Regions from separate parts of the Homo sapiens genome. Here regions 1 and 2 are each linked to region 3. Evidence: chromatin loops called from intact Hi-C (ENCODE). Cell type or tissue: PC-9. All regions are shown on one strand. Each heading gives the region's core, and the rest is flanking DNA. Links, peaks and the distances in the headings are about the cores only.

Region 1 (8,302 bases), core at 224-8,223, 74 kb after region 3:
GCATCTGGCATGCAGTACGTTTTCAATGCATTTGAACTATAATTAAACTTTCAGTGATAAGTTGGCAGAGTGGTGTGACAGTATTAGATAGTACAGACTGTTAGTTCCCATACTTCAGTGCTGTACTGGATACATGAGTTGTTAAAATTAACAAATTAACCAGTGTCTTCTACCTCCTCCTTTCTAAAGAATCTAATTTGAATTAGTATGCTTTAATTTAAAGTTTATAGCTGAAAGATGACAGTGAACTTTCTTACTGTATATATTCTTACATTCATGTCATTACCTACTATCTCCCTTAAACAATTGTTTATTCTTAGTCATATAAGTAAATATATATGTGATAGCCACTACAATCCTTATGTTGATACCTTAAAAATCATTTTGGTTTTCTGGAACTAATCCTCCAATAGATGCTCTAGTGAGGGCTCATGGGCACAGTATTCCCAAGTTCTTCGATGTGAATAAAATTATTCTTTTGCTCAAAATCTTCAAGGTGGTTTTGGCTAGATTAAAAGCAATCTTAATTCAGTAATTTTTTGTTGAGTATCTTCAATATGCCAGTCTATTTTCTTTTGTCATAAAGTGTTTTGGTCAAGTGTGATGAAAATCTGACTTTCTTTGTCTTATAAGTGATTTAGTCTATTTGCCTGGATGCTCAAATAATTCTTTTCCTTTAAAGTCCATTTGTTTTACTACAGTTTTCTTAATTATAGTCATTTTGGCTGATATTGCTAGGTACATAGTGGATGCTTCTGTGTAGTTTCGAATCTTTTTATTTGACATTATTTCTTTAGTTTTTTTCTGTTTGGTTACTTCAGTTTTCTTCAGAGATTCCTGTTGGATGAAGCTTACATGTTCTTTGGCCATCCACAGCTATTACATTCTCCTGAGTTTTTCTAATCTCTTAATTTCTTTTTAATTTTCTTACTTCCCGTCTTTTATTTCTGTTCAGTCATTACCTTTTGTGTTTTTTCTAATTTAGTCTTCATTTCTGAAATATTTTTTAAATTTTCTCGCCTTGTTTCTAAGTTATTCCAAGTCTGACTTTTATAGTTCTGTCATTTTCTTAATTTCTTTTAGCTTATTAAATATTGGGTTACAGTCTTCATTTATTTTATGACTGGGTCTTTCTGATGTGCATGGGTTTCTGTAGGTACATTATTTTGCTGTTTAGTCTTTTTTTTTCTTTCTTTCTGTCATTCATATATATATATTTTTTGTTTGTTTTTGTTTTTGTTTTTTTCCGAGACAGGGTCTTGGTACTATCATGGCTCATTGCAGCCTTGGCCTTGGCCTGCTGGGCTCAAGCGATCCTCCCATCTCATCTTCCTGAGTAGCTGGGACCACAGGCACACACTGCAATGCCCAGCTAATTTTTTTTTTCCTTTTTGTAGAGACAGGAGTCTCCACATGTTGCCCAGGCTGGTCTCAAACTCCTGGCCTCAAGTGATCCTCTCACGTTGGCCTCCCAAAGGGCGGAAATACAGGCATGACCATTGCACCTAGCCCTATTGTTCCTTTTTAAGTAGAAGAGTTTTATCTAGTTTTAGGAGGAAGGGATGAGTCAAAATAACACCTCCGTGGCCGTCCTTTGCCTGTACTTTCTCTTTCCTTTATTCCTAGTGCACCTCCCTTGGTCCATCTAGACTTCTCAGGCTGGTGCTTTAACATACTACGGTGCTTCTGTTTATTGGTTTTGAATGTGCTTTGGACCCAGACCCCCAGTTATCCCTAGCAGAGAACGTTCATGTGGCTTCCTTGTTTTCAACTTTGAATTAAAGCCTACAAAGGCTTCTCCTAGTTTCTGTTGCTATTCCCAGAATGGAATGGCCTGCTAAGGTATCCAGAAAGTATCTGATGATGATTTTGTTGTTTTCTGTCTTTCTTGGTTTACTCCCATTTTTTTCTACAGTTTCTTAAACTGTGTGTGTCTTTATATGTGCTGCCAATTTATCCCTACCCACTAATATTATTTTTTTTTAGACACTGTCTCACTCAGTTGCCCAGGCTGGAGTGCAGTGGCATGGTCTCAGCTCACCACAACCTACGCCTCCCAGGTTCAAATGATTCTCGTGCCTCAGCCTCCCAAATATTGGTTTTATAGTAGATAATGTCTATAGGTTTTTGGCTTTGATATCCTCCTTGCTTTTTCTGTTTTTATGAAGGGTCTGCAGAGATTCAAAGACTAAAATCATATTTCTAGGTTTCCAGAATCTTTCTCCCCTTTATTGTTCGTGTGCTCTCCTGGCCATTTATAATTTTTAAAGATCACTTAAATTTCTCTTTTAATTTCAAGTATCTAATTCGTCTATAAATATAGACAGACATAGCAAATTTGGAATTTTTAAAAAATTAGGTTTGGCTTGAAGTTAGGGATTTCCTTCATATAATAAAACTAAGAAGTATTCATATATTCAAAAGTAAGAAAATCACCATTCCTCAAAAATTTCTTAATTTAATATCTTCCTTTTTGGAGATAAATTAGACTTTTTATTTTTTTTTAATGAGGAGCTAATGTAGAACTTCTAAAACTGAACTTTGGGTGTCCTGTTATTTTACTCAGAGAATCTTGGTTCACCTTGAAAGGAGATATCGTTCCTGCTAAGCCTTCCCTGACTTCTAAATTTGGTTAAAAAGAATTAAAAGTTTAAAAACCTGTTATGCCACACAAACTTAAGAGAATGCTTTCTCTTAGAAACAGCCACAACAGGCCGGGTGTGGTGGCTCACGTCCGTAATCCCAGCAATTTGGGATCCGAGGTGGGCGGATCACGAAGTCAGGAGATCGAGACCATCCTGGCTAACACGGTGAAACCTGTCTCTACTAAAAATACAAAAAATTAGCTGGGCGTGGTGGTGGGCATCTGTAGTCCCAGCTACTCGGGAGGCTGAGGCAGGAGAATGTCGTGAACCCGGGAGGCAGAGGTTGCAGTGAGCCGAGATCGCGCCGCTGCACTCCAGCCTGGGCGACAGAGCGAGACTCCGTCTCAAAAACAAAACAAAACAAAAACAAAAACAAAAACAGCCACAACACTGATTATGGAGTGTCAGGAGTAGTACTGAAATGGGCAGTTCCCCTGGCCCCTTCGCAGGACTGGCTAAGGGGTTGGCTCATTTAATCAGCCCACAGCTCTCCACCTCTCATGGGACAGGGAGCATGCAGGTGAGCAGGTACAGAGGCCAGGACAAGTCCTTCTGGGCGCGATGGCAGGAATAGAACTTCATGCAGCTCCATGGCTACATCTAGCAGGGTATCCATGACCCCTGAAGCCCCAGAGGACGTGTGTTACATTGTGCTCTTTTACCTTTGCTGTCTACAAACAGCTTAAGTGTTTAACAGCTCAGTGGAGGGTAGGATGACAACCTTTTGCACCAGCCCTCTTGGTACCAGAGTTCTTGTTCGGTGTCCGGGAGGAATCAGGCTGCATCAGTTAATTGAAGGGTGGTGAATGTGGAGGATTTACTGACGAGTGGAAGTGGCTTTCAGTGGGATGCGGTGCTGGAAAGGGGATGGAGTGGAAAGGTGGTCTTCCCCTGGAGTTTGGCTATCCCCTGCTGACCTCTTCTCTGTGGTCCTACCGTCAAGCCGTCCTTCTGAAGTCCCACCTTCAAGCTGTCCCTCTGAAGTCAAACTGCTTCTCTTTGACAGCTGCTGCTTCTCTTCTGGCCCCTGCTGTTCCACTCTGCTGCCCCTCTGCCATCACTCTGCTAGTGGAGCTTGGGGTTTTTTATGGGTACAAGATGGGAGGCAGGGAGAGCCAAAAAGCAGCATTTGAGTGGGAAAACAGGAATGCATGTTCTCACTTTGGGCCACAGTACCCAGGCCTAAGGGTGTGGCCCTCACCAGGGACTGTCCTCTTCTACCCGGGATTTCCGTGTCTCCTGTTTGTATCAGTACTATGCAGTTCTTTTCTCTTTAAAATAACCCTTTGATGGGGGGAGGGGGGAGGGATAGCATTAGGAGATATACCTAATGCTAAATGACGAGTTAATGGGTGCAGCACCCCAGCATGGCACATGTATACATATGTAACTAACCTGCACATTGTGCACATGTACCCTAAAACTTAAAGTATAATAATAATAAAATAAAAAAAAAAGCGACAAAGGATATGAATAGACATTCTTTCAAACAAGATATATAAATGGAAAAAAAATAACCCTATGATTTCCCCCTTTATTTTACAAATGGAAATAGGGAAACTTGCAGTTTGATTTGCCTGAGGTCATGTCAATAGTGAATATAGATGCTAGTTGATTCAAAATGGTCTCTACTAATTAATATTCTTCTAAGGAAAGGTGAGATAAAAGACTGAGATTTTTAAGTTTGACAAAGGGCTAATACCTAATGTCTGAAAGACATCCCCTTAGGAAAGGATTTATGTAGTTTTATATACTTTTTCCCTTCCCTTATAAAGGTAAATTTATCTCATGACATTTTTCAGCTTATAACTTACAAATACAAAATGCAACGTATTCTAACATTTTCACCTCTCAAAGCTTTCATCCTACTTTGAAAGGAATGTGTAAAAAGGATGAAGTCACCACTATTGAAATCCTGGCATCTGTAGGGCAGATCAGTGTGGGTGTGGAGCTGCTCAACACATAATGGGAGGATTGTTTTGTTAACATGAAAAGAAAAAATGTTTTCCTTTGAAATTAAGGGAAAAGATTGGGTATGTTTATTGTAATTATCTGTACTAGAATTTTGCAACATACCTTACAGGTGAACCAAACATCTAACTTTAATGATACCCACCAAATACCTGGAAGAGGTTGTTAAAAAGTTAAGTAAAGAGCTAACTTGGGGAGAGGCACCTCTCCTACTCCCCCCATTCACAGGCACTTTTTACTGATTCTTAAAGGACAAGGCTTTGCTATCAGTCTTGCTATTTTCCTCCTCCGTTTTTCTCAGCAATTTGAAGTATTTCACAGACCTTACCAGCTTTGAAGATAGAGCTCTCCAGAGATAGATCAGGGTGGTAGACAGTTTTAAAGGGACCTCTCTCACTTCTTCCCAGTTTTCAGTAAATATCCAAAAATAGTTTATACTATATACTGAACTGAAGGTAGTAAGGAATTTATAAGTGGGAAGATATGATTAGTCTTTTATTCCTAAATTCTCTAGTTTATTTACCAAATAATAAATGCCTGTCATGATATAGTCACTAGATACAGGGAGTTGAACTGAGCAAGTATGATTTCCTATTTCCAAGGAGCATATTGTCCAGTTGGGGATAAAAAGTAAATGAATGCAAATTAAAATGTCAAATTGTGATGAATATTCTAAGGAAAACATAACTGTGCTTATATAAGAGAGCCAGAGAAAGTGACTTAGATTGGGAGTGGAAGGCAGTAAGTGAAATCTCTTGGCAGATGTGGTATTTAACTTAAGTCTTTAAGGGCAATAAATAATTATCTATTTAAAGAACAAACCAGAAGTAACAGTATGTGAAAGGCACATAAAGAGCTTCATTGGGGCACAGAAAGAAAGCATCTGTGGTTGGAGATGCAAATGGAGTGGAAGTGGGAGTAGCAAGAGACAAGGAAAGAGCCTTGTAGGCTTTTTATGTTGAGTTTACCACTTCTACTGTTACCGTTGCTACTATTATCATTTATATATTGTTTTAAGGGGAAAATGAAGTGAGAGAAGACTTTATTTGAAAATGACATGATCCAGTTTACCTTTACAAGAAGATTATGGTGGCTGCTCCTCTTAAAAGTACAGTTCTACAGAGGAAACCTCTGCAGTACTTGTTTTCATACATCACATTACCTCTAAATGCATATAAGCGTGTTCAACCCAATATTCATTCCTGTAATAAAAGAATGGAACTCCTAAAGAATGCTGATCTATACTCTGAACAAACAGGGACTGTAGGGGCTTTTCATGTATTTTGGTTATCCACTCCTTCCTGTTTCCTGGAGGACGTAATTTAATTATTGTTTTGAGTAATCACAAATGACAAGCAGGGTGTAACTGAAAATCACGTGTAAAGCATGCTCTGATTTTGTTGAGGCTGTTCTATGGTACTTAGTTTCTTTTTTTTTTCCCTTATGCCCTCAAGGTTGTGTCCAGTGTATGGATCCATGCCTTTTGTTATAGACCTCAGTAAATTCACCGTATGACATATTAGTCAAACAACACATCAAAACTAGCACATGCAATAAAGAAAAGCGGAGAGAACATAAACAGAGCAAATTAAGCCACAGCAGCATCCTAAGACCTATCCAAAACAGTTATTTTATGCTTATTTTGATACATATTATATTTTAGCGTGAATATACAGGATTTTCATTTGTTTGCACCTGAATACTGTATAGTTAATAACAATGAAATAACACTGGAAAGCTACTTTTTTCTCTTGCGCCTCTAACTGTGAACAGCACCACATTTATGTGTTACATGCATGTGTATACAAGAATATAGAAACTAGCCAAAAACCATCTCATTAAATCCATTTGATTTATTTGGTATGTTAGCCAGATTTCCTGAGCAATTCTCCAGAGGTGGAAAGAAACTCCAAAATGATAGACCACCTAGTTGAAGAAGATGGTATGAATTATATTGATGTTGTATTAAATAAAATTAACAATTTATATTAATAACTGATTGTCATGGTTTTAAAATATTAATTGAGGGAGCTAGGATAATTTGCTTTAAATGCTATTTTCTCTATTTTTTTCTTTGTGTATTTCACATATCTTCATCTTTTTAATTATTTATATTCTTGAAATACAGGAACCTGTTGAAATATTACTCTTCCTAAAGGAACCAGATGGTTAATCTGTAAAAATGGTCTTTTGCATCTTGTCCGCTTAGAAATGAGGTCATTGCTTACAAGTTCTGGACAACCATTATACTAAGCTTACAAAATAAAAACAGAAACCAGCCACCACCAATTTTTGGGCATGTATTCATAAAGTCAAGTCTTAGCCTTTAACTCAGGAAATTTTTTGATTTTACACATAAAGTAAATATGTTTAGAAGGAAAATCCGTACAAAAAGTTGACAAAGTTGTTTTTGTATGTAGATTATAGTTAACCTTCAACAATTGATTTTGAAGAATGTTGTATACTAAATTGCTTATGCTATTTAAATTGAGATGTAGCTTCAGAACTCAGTCATTTCACTTCATGTCATTAATTTTTTTTCTCCAGTTATAGGATACATGATGTTTGCAAAGCATCATTTTGTGCTTATGTTATCCCTAATAATTGAGTTTGGAAATGTATTTTATGTCAAGTATTTGTGTGTAGTATAATTTTACTTTACAATGCCACAGAGTAGGTTATTCTGTTGTTCTAGTAGCTTTAGCTAAACAATGGTTCCAAGGTTTTGGTGGTTCTGGGAACACTGAATCAAATATACCACTTTGAGCTTATAACCACAGTACATTATCGTGTTATCTTGTTACTGGAAAACTTCTTTCCAAGGCCTACAACTTGTGTTAAAAAAAGTTTACCTTTCTCTCTTACGTTGGCACTGTATACCTTAAATGACTATTCAGTATATGAGGGTAAAAAAAAGTCTATACAGCTTGATCCGTCATTGAAGATCTTCTGCAGTCTACACCGACGTTTTTTGTCACAATGTTATTGCTGTTGTGGCTCAACATGTCTTGAAACGATTAGTCTTCTACCTCTTTTGCACTCTATTCTACTGGATTGCATGCCTTCTCTATTTGTCAATTTTATGTTATAAGGCTTAGTTGATTACTCTTTCCATGAACTTGTCCCCAGTCTTTTTTTTTTTAGTTATTGGATCTCCTAAATTACTCATCAATTGTTGTGTCATTCTACATATCCTGCTTATTATTTATCCATTTGCGCATGTCTTTCACCGTCTCTTATCACTGATCCCTCACACAGTGCTGTGGAGATGGAAGGAGTCAGATAAATAGTTGTGGTTAAAGATGAGAGCATGATGAACCAGCAAGCTTCTGGAGTACCTCTCTACCGGGCCAACAGCCAAATATGTTGCTGGAGATAAAGAGGTCGCCTCTGGGCCATCCATCAATCATCGGAACAGTTGAGAAGAGTTTAAAACACAAAACTCAAGAAGTTCGAACTGATTTTCTAACCAGAAGAAAAAACTATGTTCACAAAAGGAGGCAAGAGAAGGTGCTGGTAGCAGATGTTGCAGAGATTAGATGAGCTGGAGTTAGCAACAGTGATGAAATTGGTGGTGAGCAGCCTTCTGTCAGGAAAGAAAGACAGTGTTGCAGAAATGAGCACTGCAGAGGGGACCTTCTAGTGGAGTGAAGAAAATAAGCCATAAGCAATATTTTTAAAATGTA
Region 2 (8,302 bases), core at 224-8,223, 220 kb before region 3:
TGGGATTACAGGCTTGAGCCACCACGCCTGGCCACTTTTTCCCAAATAAAAAGCTTCCTTCCCTTCCCTTCCCTTCCTCTCTTGCACCTGTGGCTTGCCATAGCTGTGCATCCTGGGTTATAATTCTTTTTGCTTACTCCCAAATAAATTCATTATCTTAAGAGATATTTTTCTCTGATGTCTTTTTTTAGGTTGACAGGAGTGAAATGTAATGATGTCTGCTGCTGAAACATTTTAATCCTTTGGCAATACATTGATTTTCCAATTTACACTGTAGTTGGAAATGCCAAATGCAGTGTAAGTCATTCATTTAGGAATGACTTCTAAGGTCTTCTGAGGAGACCTGTCCTTGTTTTTTTGTTTTTTAAGATGGAGTTTCGCTCTTGTTGCCCAGGCTAGAGTGCAATGGCTCACTGCAACCTCCGCCTCCCAGGTTCAAGTGATTCTCCTGCCTCAGCTTCCTGAGTAGCTGGGATTACAGGCATGTGCCACCATGCCTGGCTAATTTTTGTTTTTAGTAGAGATGGGGTTTCTTCATGTTGGTCAGGCTGGTCTTAAACTCCCGACCTCAGGTGATCTGCCCGCCTCGGCCTCCCAAAGTGCTGGGATTACAGGTGTGAACCACCGCACCTGGCCACCTGTCCTTAAATAAAGAGGCAAAGCGTCAGATATGGAGGGCGGTAAATATAGCAGAATATGAACACTTGTTGAATATATGTGGGCATATACCAATATTTATTTTAATATTCTTTAACTTTTCCTGTTAGAAAATTTTCACAATAAAAAGTTCAGGGAAGTCTTAATTTTGTCCTCATTCTTCTTTTTCTTTTCCTTTACCTTTCGCTCATTCTTGAATAATAATTGAGTTGGTTATAAAATTCTTGGTTGGCCATTACTTGTCCTCAGCATTTTAAAAACTTTCGATCACTGTTTTTTGACTTCCACGATTGTAGTTGGAGAGTCTGTTGTGAATCTCTGTGTTATTCTTTTGTAGGTCATCTGGGTTTTCTCTCCGACTGCTTTAAGATGGTTTTGCCTTTGGTGAAGACTCTTGTTGTTGTTGTTGTTGTTATGTGTCTTTTTTGTGTTTGGATTCATTTTGTCTGGTGCATCTAAGAATTCTTTGCCAATTCTGGTAATTGTCTGGTCAGTCTAAGAATTTATTTATCAGTTTGGGAAAATTTCCAGCCATTATCACTTTAAACATTACCTTCTGCTCAATTTCTATCTATAATTTGTTTTTCAGGAACTATTACTGAAGTTATATTGGACCTTCTCTTTCTAATGTCTCTCCTTTTCTCAATATCTAATTCATATCTTCTATTGCTTTCTTTCTCCATTTAGCATTCTGGGTAATTTCTTCCAAACTATTTTTTAATTCAATTTCCCCTTTATTTCTAGATAATTGGTTTGGTTTTTTAAAAATGTATGTTGTCTCTTTGGCGAAGTGTCATAAAGAAAAGGATTTTACCTTTGCACCTTTTCTTATCCACCCTCTCTTCCTTCGTGGAATGGAGATGTGAGGCTTGGGGGTACACCAGCCACCTTGTAATCATAAAGCACACTAAGAGTAGCAGAACAAAAGACAGATATATCCTTGAACAGTGACAACATTGTAGAACTTTATGCTAACCCTAGATACCCTATCTTTCTATTCTTTGCTGTCTGAGAAAACTAAACCCCTATTTTTTTTTGCATTTCTGTTACAAATATGAAATTAAATTCCTACAAATGAAACATCCTGAAAATATTCAAGTTATACTTGCATATAATGACCCTGTATGTGAGTATAATCAAAATATTACCAGTGCTTATTTCTGCATGGTAGAATTGCAGATGATCTTTATTTCTTCTTCATGTTTTTTCTATATTATCAAAAATTATATAGACTTAATTGGTAAAATCATCCATGTTAGTGGTAATAAAAATAACAATGGCTTATTTATTGAGCCCTTTATACTGTGTTAGGTACTGGGATAGAGGCTTCAATGTATTATCTCGTTATTATCACAGCACCCCATTTAATTTCACATGCATGAGTGAGGATGAAAATTGCATACCTACTTTAACTGGACTAAAAGTATTATAAGGTTAGCAAATATATTAGAAATTATTCCATTACATAGATACTTAAGTTTATTGTAAATTGTAGTTGTTATTATTACAATCAAATTACCCAAAAGTTTGAGGAGTTTTAATTTCATTAAATTTGTTTTTTTTTTTTTTTTTACGAAATACCTGAAGGTACTCTCTGGGCTGGTTTTTGCTTAAATGGTGATTTAGGATCCCATGAAGCATCCACTTTTCCTCCGAATGCTATTGATTGAACGATATGAGCCTTTTTATGGTTAAAAATGGTAATCATTGATCTTCTTTCTTTTTCTGTAACTTCTGATAAATGCAAAAAGTAATGTTATTGCATAACATTATAAATAGGCGGAGTGATTCAAAATAGAACTGAACACTTTCAAGAATGTATTTATCTAAACTATGATATATGAGAACATCCTGTCAAAACTGTTTTGTAAAGGGGCTATCACGCTTATTTCCATAATCTTACAAGCACTCAATATACACCCCACATGTCACAAGACAGAGCTTAATCCTTCAATCTAATGCATCCCAAACACCCTTTAACACATCACCAAGGATGATTAAAATTTTAGCATGAAACATCCTTTCATTTCCTCAAGGCTATTAGAAAGGAGAGGTATAACCATAAGTTTCCGATGTATCCTATAGAAAGTGGTTACTCAGTAATAAACTATTAAGAATGTTCAAACCTGCAGAGACAGAAAGGTAAGTAGATAGATAATATAGCATTTGGGGGCAAAATAGGCCTCAAAAAATGTTAAGTGTAATATGCTGAGGTTGATTGTGTGTGTGTGTGCATGTGGCTTATAGAAATCTGACATGCTATCTTGAAGATGTATTCATAAAGAAGTCATCATTCATTGTATGTTTCAATATATATATATTTACAGAATTTTTAAATCACGACTTTTAGAACTTAAACTGGCCTTATGAGATTTATTCCAATTCCCTCACTTTTGAGATAAGAAACTAAGGTGCCAGGAAGTAAACGATTTGGCATCCAACCTGTTAATGTCAAAACCAGGACCAGAAGGAATACTTTCCTCAGCTCAGTTAGAGGGCCTTTCTAATAAAGTAGTAAAGAGACATGAATTTCTAAATTAGGGCAAATTTTAGAGAGCAAGTCTTTCAAAAATAAATAATTGAAAAACTTCCATTAAAAAGACAATTATTCAAAGATATATTTTTTACAAAGACATATTTTCAAAGGTAGTCTTCGTTTTTAAACCGCTGAGCTATAAGACTACTTCTCAAATATTTCTTTGCAAGAAGGAAGGGTCCTTACGATTTCGGTCAAGCAGCTCCACTCCTGGAAGGTGGTAGATGATATATAAACGATACAGGTTATATTGGCACAAAGGATTTTGGTATAGACCTGCAAATGAAGAATCCAAAATAAAAATGTCAGATTTCAAAATCAGTTTCACTTATCACTTATAAAATACAAAAAATTAAGAGATTCGTATAAAACATAAGAACTTGTAAAGCTCTTCTCCATATCAAGCAATAGACCCATTAAACCTTTACTTAGAGCACCAGTTAATTTTTCTATCTGTTAAATTCATTCATTCAACAAATATTTACCAAGTGCTTACTATCCACTAGGAACTGTGCTAAGGGCTATGATCAAATCATTGACCCAAGTCTGCAACAAATGAGGGAAATTTTTAACATGTCCATAAATAAGTTAGTAAATGAAGAACTAGATATCAGCTCTATTGGAGTCTTGAGGCTACTTTTTATTAAAATATCACTTGGTACTCTTCTTTCAGTCTCCAAGTTCACAAGGGTGCATGTGTGAAGATAGGCAGAGACACAACACCCGGCTCTAATAGAACTTACTTCCTCCACACCATTGCTCATAGTTCAGAATGTGTCAATAGTAGCTTCAGATCTCAGCAGGACCAGAGCTGAGCAGAAGTGGCTCTTGCATCTTGTCTACCTCTGGCCAGGCACGTGCAGTTCTGAGATCCTGGTGTGCAGGTGCTAGGATGTGTGATAAACCGCACTTCCTAATGCAGTGGTTGGAAGAAGGGGGCATGTGGATGCAGAAGCAGCCCTGGCACTTTTGACATCATATCCCTTGGGAATCAGCACATAGTTATGTTTTTAAACATCCTCAACTAGAAGTTGTGAGGGCTTTATTTTTAAAAAAAGATATTTTCCCTATTCATCCTAGATGATAATAAACATATTTTTTCAATACAATGTGAAATAAAACTTTAATGATTTTCAGTTGGGCATTTTTTTTTTTTTTTGACAGAGTCTTGTTCTTGTTGCCAGGCTGGAGCGCAATGGCATGATCTTGCTCACTGCAACCTCTGCCTCCCGGGTTCAAGCAATTGTCCTGATTCAGCCTCCTGAGTAGCTGGGATTACAGGCGCCTGCCACCACGCTTGGCTAATTTTTGTATTTTTAGTAGAGACGGAGTTTCGCCATGTTGGCAAGGCTGGTCTCGAACTGCTGACCTCGTGATCCGCCCACCTTGGCCTCCCAAAATACAGGCATCAGCCACCGCACCTGGCCAGTAATCTTTAGTTATTCGGATTCCACCTACCTACATGCAATTTCTAGGAAATTCTTCTGAAAATACACCTAATAAGGAGAACCACTAGATGGCAGTAGTAGAAAGAGCTCCAGCTACCGCACAACTCCTTCACTCAATAAAATGAAGCTCACTTAATGTACATGTGAAATTTAAGAGTACTGTTGTAGACTATTCATAAAATACAGGTTTGATAAAGGCATGAAAATAGTAAGCATTAGAAACTCGGAAAAAACTGATTAATATTTCTAAAGAGCAGTTTGTAACATAAAGAAGATTGGGGTAGGTGCATGCTTAAAAGATAACAAGCTAGATAAAAACTAAAAAAAAAAAATCAATCATCTGGATGTTTTCTCTGTAGTAATAAAGCATTCTGATATTTGTTGTATAAACACAACTTTTTCTGGCTAATAAAAGCGTTATATATAGCTATTCCCTGTGGAAAACGCGAGCTTTAGAGGGACATAAAGCAGGCAATGGAAGACACCTGGTACATAATAAACAAAAGTTACAGGAGTGAGGAAAGGCATACAGGAAAATGTAGAGCCAGGAGCCACAAAGAAATTTAAAAGAAAGGAAATATGTAAGTAATGGAGAAAATGAGAAGAAAAATAAAACTTTTTTTTTTTCAAGATTTCTTAAATGACAGAAAATGGTCTGAATTTTATTCTTGAAAGAGAAGGATTTTAAAGTGGTAACAAATAATTATAACTGCAGGACAGGGAATAGAACAGATGTATATTAAACCACTAATAAAAGAGCCATTGGGATCATGAATTGTAGTTCGAGCCAGAGAAAGTAAAGAAAAGGACCCTCTTCAAGGATATAAAAGCAAAACACAATTGTTTCTAATGAGAACTCAGAAGGAAGAAAAAGTCACAGATGCTTTAGTACAGAAGTCTGCTTTGTGGTTACTGTCTTGGGGAATCACATCTGACACCTCATAACCCTGTTATACATTATAGCATCTGGAAGTAGAGTCTGCCTTTACATATGACGTTAATGGAAAATATACCAACATCTTTCAATGACGTTTTCTCTAGGTGTACCCTTCGTCTTCTCTTTCCCCTCTGAGGACATTACTATCCATTTCATTTCATTTCTTGGGTTTTTCTGCTAATCCTTGGTTAAGTAACTTCTATATGGAAATTTAAAAACTAGCTTCAGCTGAATAAAACACCAAACTTGGATTTACTACTGTTACATTACTTATTAGCAACATATTGATACTAAAAACTCTATGGACTTGTGGTTGACCATTCATCTCATCCTAAAGTAAAAACTGAATGACACGAAATCAGAAAACTGAACTGTTAGCCCATCCTCTGCTTAAATTAACTTTAAAAATTGAGTTAAATAACTTGACAGGCATTTCATCATTATTATTCACTGTTTCCTATCTCTTAAATTTTAGAAGAAGCAATCATATTTTTAACTCTATTTTTTCCTTCTATACTATTAAACATTTAACATTTTGGATTTATGAGTTTTGGATTGATGCTGCTAAAATCAACATAAATTAAATGTCTAAGATGTGAAATCAGTTTCCTGTTTCTGAATGTTCTGAAAGCCTTCTATGATGTATGGGCACATTCTTTTAGAAACCATGAAGAGAAATTGCTTACACTTTCACTTTCAATAGGTTAATACTATTTAATCCACCTTCCCTCTAGGCTACTTACAGAGTATACCTCAGTGGCGCCAGCACTGTCTTGCTTATCTTAATTTGGGATTCTGAGTCTAAGCAATTTACATTTACCCAATGATATATCAAAATGTCTCTACTACCTTACCGCACAAGCTTGGCTTACAGGAGTCACGTGTATGAAGCTACTTATTATCGAGACAGAAGAGGAAAAAAAAAAGCCATCTAAATAATTGGCTCCAGTTATTTTTTTGTAAACTTTTAAAGCAGAATTTAAAATCATTATTTAAATGAACCCCAATGTTTTTAAGGCTGCCTTCGAAGAAAGTTGATGTAATTAATAAGAGACCAACATCCCAATTTTAATATATGGGAAAAAGAAAATGACATGGAGAAGTTAAAAGCCTATAGAGAACGGCCTGTGGAAGGAAGTTCAGCTGTCAATAATCAGATAGGAGGATTGTGAGGCTCCGGGTCAAGGTTACTTAGTAAGGTCAGCATCTCCATTGTTAATCACCATCTTGTTTTAACTAAAAATCTGGTGGCCACCACACACCATGTGCTTTTTACTGAATATGGAAATCACCCCTGATTGTAAAAGGCAAACTACGATAAAGCAGAGGATCGAGAGAGGAGGGATCAGAATATCCTCTTTTTCAGGACAAACAGTGGTGAAAAACACTGTTGGTTCTTTTCCTTTGGTGAATTGTTTTGTCTTTTGGGAGGGGTGGTCCCACCTGGAAGGGCATTATAGGAAAAGAGGCTCAAAGGAAGGGACCCTGGAGATCCTAGTCCCTCCCCGTATCCCAGAATCCCTCTGCTCCCCTGGCTTTTTGCCATGGGCAGTGGATTGGGGCCACTGCTGAAGACAACGGCAGGAAGTGTTTAAAGGCAATACCTGTGGAAACATGGAGACCCTCTCTCGAAAGGAGGAACTCCCTGTTCCCAAGGCTGATTCCTGGAAGCTCCGGTAGGAAGCAGGTCTTAACAATTATGGCATGCAGGAGTCTTAAGCATACTTTCCAACAGTGGAGTTTAATAAAACAGAAAATTAGAAAGAAACGAGAAAACTGAAGGTTTAGAACAGGAGAGTGGATTAAGCATTTTGTTGCTGCGGCTTTTGGTGGCGGTGGTTTTTTTCCCTTAGTACTGGAAAGGGGGCAGGAGTTAATAAAAGCCATCAGCCACAAAGTGGGTCTTTGACACATGTGGATTCTGATTTAGAAAGAGTTTGGAGGAGGGAAGGGAAGAGGAAAACTGAGCTAGAAAGAGAGGGTGTGGAAAGGTAGACTGCCTAGAGAGAAGAGGTGGGGCCCCCTGACTCTGCCTGAAGACAGGAATTCCAGTTCCCAGGACCTCACACTCTGCAGCTGGTTTAGGCCTCCCTGAAGCTCTCAGCCATGCGTCTCCTAGGCAGTCCTTGGCAATTCTCCTCATAAATGCCAATGGAAGGTGCGATGCTGAGAATGGATTAGCGTTTTGCCCTTCAGGCTATTTTCTCACCCTCTGAAGAACTTGTAATTTAAGTGGAATAATAACACTTTATAATTTTATATGGATTTACAACTTAAAAAGACAAAAATGACTACATTTGAAAATACATAGAGTTCTCATTTTAGTTTATCAGCTAAAGCTAATCTGTGATTGCAAATGAGGCTCATAGAAACTTAATCTGAGGACATGACTGCACAAATAACGTTAGTTGTCTAATAAATACAAACTATTTTTCATACAATATCTTTAACCAAAATGGAACATGAGTTCAAAATGTGAATTTTTAGAAAATGCTTTTTGTTTTTTGTAATTGGACATAGCATTTTCTCCATTTCAAACAAATGACCCCACAACAAGATTCTCAACTGGAAAGTTATAGTTATGTAACTTGAAATACGTCACTGTGATTTTAAGTAGTGGTCGTAAACTATTGTGACTGGTAATGATATGGACATTGTACTACCAGGCTGGTATTTAAAAACTAGAAAATTCCCACTCCTCATGCCTGGCACAATTCTACACTC
Region 3 (8,302 bases), core at 59-8,058:
ATGAGTCTCTCATAGCATATAGTTGGATCTTTTATCCATTAAGCCACACTCTACGCCTTGTGATTAGATCATTCAGTGCATTTAGCTTCAAAGTAATTATTGATAGGTAAGGACTTACTAGTGCCATTCTGTCAATTGGTTTTTGGTTGTTTTACAGGTCCTTGGTTCCTTTCTCTCTTGCTTGCTTCATTTGTGGTTTGATGGTTTTCTGTAGTAGTATGCTTTGGATCACTTTTTAAAAAATCATTTGTATATCTATGATAGGCTTTTGTTGTTACCTTGAGGCTTACATAAAGCATCTTATAACAGGCTATTTTAAGTTGATAATTTTGATTGCATACCCAAACTACACTTTTAGTTCCCTTTTATGTTTTATGTTTTTGATGTCAAAATTTATATTTTTTAATATTTGTAGTCCTTAAGAAATTATTCCAGCTTTAGGTGCTTTGAATAGTTTTGTTTTTTAACATTTGTACTACAGATATAACTGACTTATTGCCATTACCGTATTAGTGTTTTGGATTTGACAATGTACTTCTACCAGTGAGTTTTATGTAGTCATATGTTTTCATGTTACCAATTATTGTCATCTTCCCTAAGCTGAGGAACTCCCTTTAGCATTTTTTATAAGGTAGGTCTACTGGTGATCAACTTTTTCAGCTTTTGTATGACAATGTCTTTATTACCTCTTCATTTTTGAAAGATAGGCTTCCTGGGTATTCTATTCTTGGTTGACATTTTTTTTTTTAAGTTCTTGAAAATATCGTTTAATTCCCTCCTGTCCTGAAAAGTTTCTGCAGAAAAAAATCCACTGATCATTTTATGGGGGCTCACATGTCTCTAACAACTTGGGTTTCCCTTGCTGCTTTCAAGATTCTGTCTTTAACTTTTGGCCATCTGATTCTGATATTTCTTGATATGGTCTCTTTGGATTCATCTTATTTAGTGTCTCTTGGATTTCCTAGATCTGGATTTCTATCTCCTTTTCCAGCCTTGGGAAGTTTGTTATTATTTTTTTTCAATATGTTTTATGTTTCTTCTGTTTTCTCTTCTGGCATGTGGATAATGCATACGTTCTTCCACTTGATGGTGTCCCATAAATCTCATAAGTAATCCGTACTCTTTCTCATTCTCTTTTCCTTTTGCTCCTTAGGTTGTGTGATTTCTGGTGATCTTTGAGTTCACTTTGAGTTTCTTCTGCTCGATCTAGTCTGCTGCTGATTCCATTGACGTTTTCAGTTATTTTCTTCACCTTTAATTTCTGTTTGACCTGTTTTTGTACTTTATCTTTTATTACTGAAATTATCAGTTTTTGCATTGCTTTTCTCACCTTGGTGAGCATGTTTATGACCATTGTTCTAAATTCCCTGTCAGGTAAATCACATATCTTCACTTCACTCAGGTCATTTCCTAGACATTTATCTTGTTCTGTTATTTGGAACGTATATTTCTGCTTTTTCATTTTCTTTGACACTGTTGTTTTCTGCATATTAGGTAAAACATCTGCCTGTCTTGTCAGACTAATTTCATATAGTGAGAGGATTTCTAATTCATCTGACCAAGGATTTTAAGGTACCTCTCAGTCTCATGTTTATGCAGACTGCTGTCTGTTTTTTGTGGACCTTTAGGAGGTTGGGATGTGCCACATCCTGGCAGTACTCTGATACCTGGAAGGTAGAAGCCAAGACCCTCTAGATGTAGCTGAAAAGGTTTAGGTGTTGGATGGTCTTCTAGTTTCTTCTATTTTCATGATGAAGCTAAGCATGCATATTTATCTCCCATTCTCTGCATCAAATTAGGGAGAGGATATGTTACAAATATTGTACTCACATTCAAGCTGCACCCTCTGATACTAGGGAGATAGCTGCTGGAAGGGGTCCTGTTATATGTCCACCTCTTTGTCCTCTGTGGTCTAGGACTATTCAGGAATACAAAGCCCCATTGACTTCCAGAGGTAGGTTGTTAAGGAGACAGTCCCTTGGGTGGGAGCTAGCTCTAGAAGTGTGGCACTTGGTGCATGGATAAACTCTAAGAAGAGTGGGTAGACCTGAAGTAATCACTGGGGTGAACCAGAGGAAAGGCTTTAGGAAATGTGCAGTGCCCTGGCTCAGGCTGCTGAGAGGCTACTGTTTGTCTTCTTTGTTAGCTCCCAGATGCAAGTGGACTAGAAGCCAGACCACTAATTAACCAATGAAAGAGTGTGCAGCAACCACCTTCCAGAGAAAATGAGAGTTTTTTTCTGCACTGTTCCCAAAGGGCGTAGCCCTTATATTTTCATGTCTAAGACTACCTCTTGGTTTGGTCCTCTTCAGGAGACGCTCATATACCTAGTCCCTTCTGCTTCCAGAGCTAGATTTATAGGATGCATTACCTCAGGGCGGCAGCTGTGAAAAATTAGGCACAGAATGTGTGTGTAAACCTCTTCCAGGGTGAAATAGGGAGCAGCAGTTTTTGAGCCCTTTCTCTACTCTCAGGGGATTAAGCCCCTGGACATGCTTGTTTGCTCGTATAAAATTGCTGCTTTTTTCTGTAGTCTAGAGAGACTTGCTTATGTGTGCTCTCCTCTTGAAGAGTTAAGAAGTTTAGGATGCAATTTCTGAAGTGGAAGCAGTAAAAGTTGAGCATTCAATGGACAGACAAATTCTTTTCAGGATAAATTAATAGACTTGGAGTTAATAGCTGGAGTGAGCTGAGGAAGAAGGCTTGGGAAGTGCTGATCTGCTGCTCAGGTTGCCAGCAAGGTATTATCTAGCTGACCCTTTATCTCCTTGATACAAGCTACTTAGAAGCTGGGTTGTGCCAAGTAGCCACTGGAAGAATGTGTCGTAAATCTCCTTCCAGAGAGAAATGGGGAGCTATTTATAGTCCCTTCTCTGCACTGCTCTCAGAGGATGAGGCCCCTGGAAGTGCTTTTGTGCCTGTAGAAAACCACCATTTTTTTTCCTGTGGTCTGGAGAGTCTTTAATCCTCTTCACTCCCTGCATTGGTGAATTAAGAGCCTAGCCATAAGGAAACTTAGGTTAGGGTGCTATATGTGGTTCAAACCCTCTTTTCCACAGGGAGAAGCTGGGTGCTGGGAATTCTTTCAATTTTATGGTACAGTGCCTATGGAAGAATCTGTGCCTGAGTGTGCCTCAGCTTTTTCTGCCCATCCAGTGTGGATGTTTTCTCAGTTGCCTTATTGGGTAGGAGACTTGACTAATGTCTGACTTTATGTAAGGGAATTCATCTGTGAGTAGATGTCTATTCACTGGGTCTATGGGTGAAGGGGGAATCTGGAGCCTCCTGTTCTGCCATATTGCTAATTCTCCTATCCCTGACTGCTTCTTGACTATATTTTCTGAACGATAAAATAGTGGCATTATTTAAAGTGGCATCAAAACATGGTAGAACTCTATTCAGTTTGCACCTGGGTAAAGTGGATCTTGACTGAGGCAGGAACAACTGATAACACAAGTCCTTGGTTTATTTTTTATTCACTCTGTAAGTGGTAGACTTGAAATAGGACAAAGATATACTTACTGATACTAATGTTTTGATAATGCAATAAGACTTTAGTCACTTAGGAAAAAGGGGAATATCACAGTAATAGAGTCATAGAACTCTGAAACTAGACTGGTTGGGCTTTTTGGTTTTCCTGCTTGTTATATAACTGTCAGGAGTCTATTTAAGGTGTCAATCTTAGTTTCCTTGTCTGATAAATGGGGCTGAAAGTCATATCTACCTTATGAGTTTGGTGGAAAGTTTGGATGAGCTAACCTATGTAAAGCATCTAGTATTATGCCTGATATTGGAAGTATTTATTAGTTATTATGGACAAATATTCTCAAAACTCCATGGCATAAAACAGTAATTCTTAATCACTTGTCTGTGGGTTGACTTGGTGTTTGTTGATCTAGGGTGGAGTTGACTGGGTGGCTTTGCTTATAGCTGCAGATCTGGCTGTGCTTGGCCCTTTACTGAGGGTTATACACAGGACTGTTTCTCCTGGATCCTATGCTGAAAGGGAGGTAGCTACGTTGGTGAGGTTTTTATAGTAGTGGAGGTGCAAGAGATTAATTCAACATATGTGGTTTTTCATGAGGACTAGGCATGGAATGTGCACACTGCCACTTCCATTCACATTCCTTTGGGCCAAGTAAGCCTTGTGACAAAGCCAAACATTAGTACAGTAAGCTGGTATACTTCACATCTATGAGACAAGACAAGGGTGTGAGTACATTATTCTACCACAGAGAAATAAAAAAATTATGACAAATAATTCAGCCTGCTGCAGTAGTCAACAAACACTAGCTATTGCCTCTGCTAATTATCTTAGCTTTTCTTATCATTTTTTTTTCTCTTGCTATGAACTTTCTTGCATGAACAGAATGGGTGCTGAACCTGTAACATTCTTGTGGTTTTAGCACATTACAAGCCTGACTGACCGCATCTTTTTCTCAACTGACACAGCTCTTTTCCTTATCCTCTGGCTTAATTTCAACCCTTTAGATCACAGCTTAAATATAAACTTCTTATGGAGCCTTTGTTGTTATTCCTCTTATTTCTTTTCTAATATTCTTTTACTTCCGTCATAGTACTTATTTCTATTTGTAATTATCTAGTTTGTTTTTACTTGTCTGTTACCTTTATCCTTTTTAAATATGCAGTCCACAAAGGCAGGGACTTTATCTTGTTCACTGTGTCATCCTCAGGGCTGAGCAATGGCACCTGGCACATAATAGCCACTCAGTAATTATTTTGTTCTTATAAGAAGGAAACATTTGGAGAAATTATGAAAACAGTTTTATATTTGAGATAAAATTATCTTTTCCAGTGTGTCTGATTTTGGTGTATCAGTTTATTACAGGCGTTTACTAAATAACACCTTAGAACACTTACGTCTACAACGAGACTTTGAGAAATAATGTTTTTATAAGTGAATTCAGCAATGAGTAAACAAAAGCTTTTATAACTTAATGAGGCAAAGAATTAAAGGAAATCATTTGGACTCTGGAGGATAAAACCTGAACAAATGTTCTAGTTGTAGCAGCAGATTTCTATACTTTTATAGAGTCAATTTCCATGTATAAAAAGATAATTGTACCTCTTCAAAAACTCTAAAGGACTGAGAGTGACATTTTAGCAGAGTTGCCAAACTAACAGCTTGAGGGTCAAGTATAGCCTCCAGTATGTCTGTATATCCTACATATTTTTTAACTGAAAATTTTTAGCATAAAAGTTCATTTTTTCATTAAACAATATAAGATTCAGCAATACTGTGTTCTCTTTCCTGTGTGCTGTGTTGTCACATATATTGCATATTTATACACTGTTTACCTTTTAATATTTATATTATTGCTCTCTATAGTTGTCATATAAATCAGGGCAATAAAAGGGTTCAACCAAAAGTACATTTATATGATCATTTATATTTACTTATTTGTATATGTGCTTACTTTTACTGGTCCTCTTTATGTAGATTCAGGTTACTGTCTCATGTCCTTTCATTTTAGCCTCAAGTATTCCGTTTGGTATTTCTTGTAGCACAGGTTGACTAGCAACAGATTCTCAGCTTTTGCTTACCTGGGAATGTCTTAATTTCTACTTCAAATTTGAAGGATTATTTTGCTGGAATAGAATACTTGGTTGACAGTCTTTTATCTTTTAGCTCTTTGAACATCATCCCCCACTGCCTTCTGACCTCCATGACTTCTGATGAGAAGTAAGCTGTTAATCTTATTGGTGAATGTTGTGCATGATGAGTAGCTCTTACTACTTTCAAGATTCCCTTTTTGATTCCTTTGGCTTTTGATGGTTTGATTTTTATGCATTTATATGCGGACCTGATTGTATTTATCCTGCTTGTAGTTTGAGCTTCTTGGATATGTAGATTAACACTTTTTCATCAAAATTGGGCAGTTTTTAGTTATTACTACCAAAAATTATTTCTGCTCCTTTCTCTGTCCTGTCCTTCTGGGTGGTTCTCCCATTATGATTATTTTGGCATGCTTCATTATTATCCACTGATAATCTGAGATCTTTTTTTTTTGTCCTTCTATTCCTCAGTTTGTATAATCTCAGTTAACATATCTTCAGGTGTGCCAATTCTTTCTTTTGACTGAGCAAGCGTGCTGTTGTGCCCATCTAGTGGACTAGTCATTTGCATTGTACTTTGACTCCAGAACTTATACCTTTTTCTTCTTTTTCAAATAATTTATACCTTTTTATTAACATCTTCTAGTTGATAAGGCAACTTTCTCATACTTTTAAGTCCTTAAGTTGACTGAACATATTAGAAAAATACCATAAATAGGCTCATTCTTTTTTTTTGATAGACAAGGTCTCTGTTGCTCAGGTTGGCATGATCATAATTCACTGTAGCCTTGAACTTCCAGGCTCAAGTGATCCACTCAAGTAGGCAGGACTAGGCACATGCCACCATACATAGCTAATTTTTTTTTTTTTTTTTTTTTGGGTAGAGATAGGTTCTTGCTATGTTGTCCAGGTTGGTCTGTAACTCCTGTCCTCAAGTGATCCCACCTGCCTTGGCCTCCCCAAGCCCTGGGATTACAGATGTGAGCCATCACACCTGGCCCACGTTATTTTAAATAAGTCAAAATTCTAGGTTTCTGCAGGACAGTTTCTCTTGACTGCTTTTCCCTCCTCTATATTGGCAATATGTTTCTGCTGCTTTACATACCTCTTGGGTTTTTGTTAAAAACCGAACATTTTCATTAACACAATATGACAACTTTAAAAATCAGATCTCCTCTCCCTAGGATTTAGTGTTAATTTTTTGTTGTTGCTGTTTAACAGCTTTCCTGAGCTAATTCCATAAAGTCTGTTTTCTTTGTTACATATGATTACTGAAATCTCTTCTAGATTAGCTTGATGGTCAGCCATTGGTTAGACAGATTTCCTTTAATAACCGGAACTAATAACTGTCCCATATTTTGCCTAAGGGCTCTATGCATGTGTAGGGTTACACCCTTAAAGCTCAGAGGTGCTATTGATAACTCTTCTTTAGTCCTCACTTTGTACATGTGCAGAGACACGTGGTCATCCAGAGGTGAGAGCATATGGCTTTCTGAGGTCTTTCCTGGGCATGTGCGCAGCCCAATGCACGTATGTGGCATTTTCTAGTTTTCCAGGAATAGGTTTTCAAAGTCTCCCATGAACATCTCATTCCCCAGATTTTCCTTTTAAGTGTTTTGGTAGCTTCTTGTGCGCCTCAACTGTGATCACCATCTAATGCAACTGTGATGTTAAACAATTACCACTGACTGTTTTTGCAAATGCCTCCAAGAAAATGCTGCAGTGGGAAACTGAGTCAGATCAACTAAAAACATATATTGGGAAATAGATTTTGCAGGGAACTTTGAGACAGGTCGAATATGGCAGTTATCTGGGAACTGGGACTTGGAGCAAATCCAACCTTATTTTGCTTTTTTCATTGGCTACTAGGCTTCCGGTTTTACTGTAATTGTACAATGCCAGTTTTCAAGGCTCCCTTCAGATTCAGAAGAGTTGGGGGGTGGAGAGGAAGTGGTTTTGTTATAAGGTTAATTAAACTGCTACAACTTCAACTATTACCAGGATTCAGTGTTTTATACCTGAATAAACATCCCCTAGATGTTGCATGCTTTAGGTTAATTTCAGATTTATTTAAAAAAAAATGATTTTGATCATTTTTCCAAAGTTCTCACGACTTTTATGAATGAATTTTTGGAACTGCTTACTAAGCCATTTCTGCTGATTCAGTCCCCGTAAAATGTAACTTATTATTTGATTTTCACATATTTGGCTTTGTGCATGTGTCATTTACTTATTTATTTTTTTGAGACAGGATTTCACTTTGTCATTCAGGCTGGATTGCAGTGGCATCATCTTGGCTTACTGCAACTTCTACCTCCCAGGCTCAAGCAGTTGTCACACCTCAGCCCCTTAAGTAGGTGGGACTACAGGCACGTACTACGATATCCAGCTAATTTTGTATTTCTGTATATATATCTCTATATATCTATATATGTATATCTATATATCTATATATCTATATATGTATATCTATATATCTATATAGATATATATATATATATTTTTTTTTTTTTTTTTTTTGTGGAGACAGGGTTCATCCTGTTGCCCAGGCTGCTCTTGAACTCTTGGGCTCAGATCACCTCTTGAGGTGATCTGCCCACCTCAGCCTCCCAAAATGCTGGCATTACTGGTGTGATCCACTGTGCCCGGCCTTGTGCATGTTTTTAATTCTCATTTATTCCTGAGATGAGGATTATCAACATGAAATAAGAGCCAAATACACAAA

The links. Hi-C counts contacts between places; a loop is a spot of excess contacts. Peaks named below come from ENCODE experiments on the same cell type or tissue, not always from the same donor. Only the 100,000 strongest peaks of a DNase experiment are listed, where the experiment ranks them.
Region 1: it touches region 3 in a loop (11-fold over the local background); 2 of 110 quality-filtered maps call a loop at or near these places.
Region 2: it touches region 3 in a loop (12-fold over the local background); 3 of 110 quality-filtered maps call a loop at or near these places.

Annotation. Positions count from the first base shown.
Region 1 is chr7:16,268,757-16,277,058 of GRCh38, reverse strand. All of the region lies in intron 6 of CRPPA (CDP-L-ribitol pyrophosphorylase A), which reads left to right. It overlaps CRPPA-AS1 (CRPPA antisense RNA 1), which reads right to left. Exons shown (of 5, transcript NR_038947.1): 5 at 6,455-8,202. Among named protein-coding and RNA genes, the nearest start is that of CRPPA-AS1, 62 kb to the right of the region's middle. In PC-9, for the core only: no CTCF peak of the experiment used is centred there; DNase peaks (open chromatin) are centred at 4,628 and 7,878; H3K4me3 peaks cover 586 bases; H3K27ac peaks cover 1,456 bases.
Region 2 is chr7:16,561,480-16,569,781 of GRCh38, reverse strand. It overlaps LRRC72 (leucine rich repeat containing 72), which reads right to left. Exons shown (of 9, transcript NM_001195280.2): 6 at 3,380-3,469; 7 at 2,239-2,391. Among named protein-coding and RNA genes, the nearest start is that of LRRC72, 39 kb to the right of the region's middle. In PC-9, for the core only: CTCF peaks have their summits at 4,531 and 4,732 (motif pointing right); a DNase peak (open chromatin) is centred at 4,711.
Region 3 is chr7:16,342,559-16,350,860 of GRCh38, reverse strand. All of the region lies in intron 3 of CRPPA (CDP-L-ribitol pyrophosphorylase A), which reads left to right. Among named protein-coding and RNA genes, the nearest start is that of CRPPA, 75 kb to the left of the region's middle. In PC-9, for the core only: no CTCF peak of the experiment used is centred there; DNase peaks (open chromatin) are centred at 3,220, 3,610 and 4,120; H3K4me3 peaks cover 966 bases; H3K27ac peaks cover 3,088 bases.